Linked DNA regions of Homo sapiens: region 2 is linked to region 1. A link is an interaction called in ENCODE POLR2A ChIA-PET data of the cell type or tissue named here. Cell type or tissue: GM12878. All regions are shown on one strand.

Region 1 (2,500 bases):
AAGACCAGCCTGGCCAACGTGGTGAAACCCTGTCTCTACTAAAAATACAAAAATTAGTTGGTGTGGTGGCGGGTGCCTATAATCCCAGCTACTCTGGAGGCTGAGGCACAAGAATCGCTTGAACCCGGGAGACGAAGGTGGCAGTGAGCCGAGATCGTGCCATTGCACTCCAGCCTGGACAACAGGAGCAAACCTCCGTCTCAAAAAAATAAATAAATAAAGGGACAAATCAAACAACTGTTTTTAGACACGAGACTAGGCAGGACTGTGATCCTTGAGAGAAGGGAAGCAAGCTGAGGGGAGGAGGCAGCAGCTTACTGCCCAGAGGCACTTCCTGGACTGCAGAGCCAAGCATAATGAAGAAATAATGGAAGATTCAAAAAAGGAACAAAATGAAATTCCTGGAGCTTCAAAACACCACATCTGATATGAAAAGTTCACTGGATGGGTTTAATAAAAATGCAGAAGTAAAGATAAGTGAATTTGAAGACATAGCAGTAGAAACTATCTAAATTAAAGCTCGGAAGGAAAAAAAGACAGAGAAGAAATGAACAGAAGAAATTAAAAAACCAGAAGTTCAGTGACCTGTGGGATGATACCAAACAGTCTAACACACACAGAGTGGGAGTCCAGGATGGGAGAAGGGGTGGCAGAAAATACCTTTGAAGAAATGATGGCCAACAATTCTTCACATTTTATATTTAGAAACCCAGAAATCCGAGAATCTCAATAAACCCCAAGGATGATAAACATAAAGAAAACCATACTGAGATACATCATAATCAAATTGCTAAAAATCAGCAATAAAGAGAAAATATTCCAGCCTAGGCAACATCATGAGACTCCGTCTCTACAAAAATTAGAAAAGATTAGCCTGGCATGGTGGCAAGTGCCTGTAGTCCCAGCTAGTCAGGAGGTTGAGATGGGAGGATGGCTTGAGCCCAGGAAGTTGAGGCTACAGTGAGCTATGATTGCACCACAGCACTCCAGCTTGGGTGACAGAGTAAGATCTTGTCTTGAAAAAAAAAAAAAAAAGAAGAAAAGAAAATATTAAAGGCAGTCAGAGAAAAAGGAGGTAACATTATATCCAGAAGAGCAAAGATGAGAATGACAACAGACTTCTCTTAGAAACAATGCAACCCAGAAGTCAGCAGAAGAGCATTTTTTTTTTTTTGAGACAGAACATCACTCTGTTGCCCAGGCTGGAGTGCAGTGGCACAATCTCAGCCCACTGCAACCTCTGTCTCCTGGGTTCAAGCAATTCTCCTGCCTCAGCCTCCCGAGTACGTGGGATTACAGGTACCCACCACCATGCCTGGCTAATTTTTGTATTTTCAGTAGAGATGGGGTTTCACCATGTTGGCCAGGCTGGACTCAAACTCCTGACTTGAGGTGATCCGCCCGCCTCAGCCTCCCAAAGTGCTGGGATTACAAGGGTGAGCCACCGCACCTGGCGAGAACAGCATCTTTAAAGAGACAAAGGCCGTGCTGGTTCACCTCATTTGTGTCTCCAGATCCCTGGGAGGTTGGCTATGGCTGACTGCAGCTACCAAGCTCCCGTGGCCGCTGATTTCTTGTTGAGCTAGACCATGAGGAACCCTAGCAGGAGGCCACAGGGAGGGAGGAGAGTGAGGTTGAGGTGTCAACTCCCAGGCTCACTCCTGAGAATGGTCTAGGGCTCACCCAAGGTCCCATCCTGTTAGGCTGCCTTTTCCTCTCTGCTCCCAGCCCCTAGGTTCCTGTATCCTTTCTCTCTCCTCTCCTTTGCCCAAGGGGAGCAATGGTCACTGTTGTTACAATATGATGCAGCAGCCCTGCGGTATCTGGGAGGTAGACAGGGAGGGAGGGACGGTAACTACCGCATCGATCTCGTTGAGGACCTTCCACTGTTCATAGGGCACACCCAGTGCCTCAGCCGTCTGGATTGTCCTCTTCATCTGGCTTGTCCAGACCTTCAGATCCTTGATATTTTGGTCACTGATGAACTGGGCTAGACTCTTGGCAAACTGAAATACATCATAAGCAAACTCAGACCCACAGGTCTTGGGCTGCCCTTAAAGCATCCCATAGCCGCAGGGTCCATGAGATCACCCTCGCCTTGAACACTCACTACAGGTTTGGTAAAAAGCATGAACTAACTTGTCGATGACACACATGCTGACACACAAGAACACAAGTGCTGTTCCTGTGCACCCTCCCAGACCCTGAGCACAGCAGCACAGTTACAGCTGAGACTCATCAGGGCCACTGCCTCCCCACAACCAGGTGCCCTGTGCTACGTGACCACTGAGGTCTCCCCTGGACTGTGGCACAGCTATCTGCTACACTGTATGGACTCAGGTCGCTCTAAGGGTGGCATGCCTCTGACAAAAGGGGCTCAGTGAGTGACAGCTCACATGGAAACCAGAGATCCAGGCATTTGCCTGTTGCTTGATGACCTTCCCTACATGATGGGAAGATTCTAGGTTGAATGAAGGTCATTCACCTCGACTGCACATTA
Region 2 (2,500 bases), 570 kb before region 1:
TGTAGCGCTGTAAGATAAAGGAAGATGAATATAAATGGAGTTTTGGCCATTTTTATTTTTTTTTGAGATGAAGTCTTGTTCTGTTGCCCAGGCTGGAGTGCAGTGGTGCAATCTTGGTTCAATGAAACCTCTGCCTCCTGGGTTCAAGCAATTCTCCTGCCTCAGCCTCCCAAGTAACTGGGATTACAGGCACTCACCACCATGCCCAGCTAACTTTTTGTATTTTTAGTAGAGACAGGGTTTCATCATGTTGGCCGGGCTGGTCTTGAACTTGGGATCTCAAGTGATCCGCCTGCCTCGCCTCCCAAAGTGCTGGGATTACAGGTGTGAGCCACCATGCCCGGGCAGAGTTATGCCCATTTTGCCCCTCCACATGCTGCAGCCATCTTTAACCTGTTTAACTTAATGATTATAGTTTTGTTTTTCTTTTTTCATCTTATTCAGTATATTTCAGGCTATTCAGCAGATGCTTGTGATTCTGGAGGTTCAAATCACTGGTAAAAGTTTATTCTGTTTCCTCAGTTTTTCAGGAGCTTTTCTCCATTAAATGATCTGCTGCCTAAAGTACCCTCTGTCTTCCTCATCAACAGGCGCTAAATTCAAAAAGTACCTTACTGAAACTTTTTTGTTCATAACTTTCATTGTTGGAGTTAGGTCATATCCTGCTAACAACAGTCTTATTGATCAGTTGTAACCCCATATGTTGTGTTTTTATTCTTACTTATAAGAGGTAAATTTTTGTAACAGTCACATCCTTTAAATGATACTTCATTATATTCAAATTCTATATGTAGACAATCTTCAATGCCCACTTCCATCAGGATAGCTGGCAAGTTGGTGAACAGTAAGATCACATTCTTTTTACCAAGTCTGTCAGTCTTCTTACTACTAACACTTCAATACATCAAGAGGACATTAGCACCAATGTAAGATTCTCATGACTTTTCAACATGTATAAATTCCAAATGACAACTTCTGAGTCAGCTCTCCAGGTAAGGCTAGTTCTTTCACTAGGTTTACAAACTCTTGAATATTACTCTTATCATAGAAAAGTTCAATTTGACGTACAAATTCAATTCTAATGTTGTGGTGCTCTAGCTCTTTCTAGACTCTTTCACCTTTCCTGAAACAGATTCTCCATCATAGAGGAGATGGTGTTTTTCTACTTCGCCATTTTCAGTTTTCACTTCTGCCATTTTCTTTGTTTCCTTATCATTAAGGACAATATCAATCTCACAAATCAGACCAAAAAAGCCTCCAAAAAACCTCACTGTCAGTGATACTGCCACATCCCCCAATACTTCACTCCTCTTCCCTCAGAACTCCAAGCCCCTGGCTCCCATCACATGACCTTGGCCCTCTGAAGCTGGAACTTCTATTTGAGGACTGATAAACAGCCAGCAGGCCAAGCACAGTGGCTCACACCTATAATCCCAGGACATTGGGAGGCTGAGGCCGGAGGATTGCTTGAGCTCAGGAGTTTGAGACTAGCCTGGGCAACACAGCAAAACCCTGATTCTATTAAAACAAACAAACAAACAAAAATATAGCCAGCAATGGATACAATGACTATGGGGCTGAGCATGTCCTCATTCCTCATTTTAGAACAAGGGTGAGAGTTTCACCCTCTGACATAGCTGTATCTTGTTAGGTAGAAACATAAGAGTTTCATTGTTATATGGGAGCTCAAATGTGTGTAAAGTGCATATGGAAGCTAAGTAGCCAAAATAATAGGCTATGCAAGTAATCAATATATTGCCTCTCAATTCCAAATCTACCTTTCATTGCCCTGCCTGTAATAATGTAAACATTTCTTCCTAGAGAGCGGGCATGATGACACTAAGCTTAGTAGAGGGCATGGAAGGAAAGGGTTTCTCTTCCTGGTTCTAGTGTGCTTTTGCATCTTCTTACTTCCATGGTGCTCTGCTGGTGTGCAGAACACCCCATGGTGCTCATCCCAACAAGCTTTAGTGGGCATTCTCATGGACATCTTCCCAGGCAAGTTCCACCAGTGCCTCAAACAGGCTTGCTGGTGATGCCGCAGCACCCCCAAGTACAGCTTCCTGCTTAACTACCTTTGAGGTAGAAGACCAGCAGGACTTAATTTCCTGTCGCACCCTGCTGATTGGAACAAGATCTGGCTGAAACCAGCAGATGCTGACAAAAGTAACCTCGAGTTGCCCTCAGGGTTTATTAGCATAAAGACACTCCTACCAGTGCCATGGCAGTTTACAAATGCCATGGCAACAGCCTAGAAGTTACCTTATCTGATTCCCAGAAACTTCCAGCCCCTTTTCCAGAAAGTTCTAAATAACCTGCCTCTTAATTAGCATGTAATTAATAACAGATATAAACAGCTAGCTAGCAGCTCACAGACACCGATTCTGGGCACACTGCCTATGGGTTAGCCCTGCTCAGCAAGAAGCAGCACTGGTTCAATAAAAGTTTCTTTCTCTCACTACTGGCTCACCCTTAAATTCTTTCCTGGCAAAGCCAAGAA

Evidence for each region. Peaks named below come from ENCODE experiments on the same cell type or tissue, not always from the same donor. Only the 100,000 strongest peaks of a DNase experiment are listed, where the experiment ranks them.
Region 2: POLR2A ChIA-PET joins it to region 1 with 5 read pairs; 2 of 35 experiments call an interaction of 5 or more read pairs at or near these places.

What each region holds. Positions count from the first base shown.
Region 1 is chr3:48,533,653-48,536,152 of GRCh38, forward strand. PFKFB4 (6-phosphofructo-2-kinase/fructose-2,6-biphosphatase 4) reads right to left here. Exons shown (of 14, transcript NM_004567.4): 9 at 1,860-2,006. Among named protein-coding and RNA genes, the nearest start is that of MIR6823, 15 kb to the right of the region's middle. In GM12878, no CTCF peak of the experiment used is centred here; no DNase peak of the experiment used is centred here.
Region 2 is chr3:47,959,817-47,962,316 of GRCh38, forward strand. All of the region lies in intron 3 of MAP4 (microtubule associated protein 4), which reads right to left. It also overlaps the pseudogene VPS26BP1. Among named protein-coding and RNA genes, the nearest start is that of MAP4, 55 kb to the right of the region's middle. RefSeq lists a silencer at 2,129-2,238. In GM12878, no CTCF peak of the experiment used is centred here; no DNase peak of the experiment used is centred here; H3K27ac peaks cover 828 bases.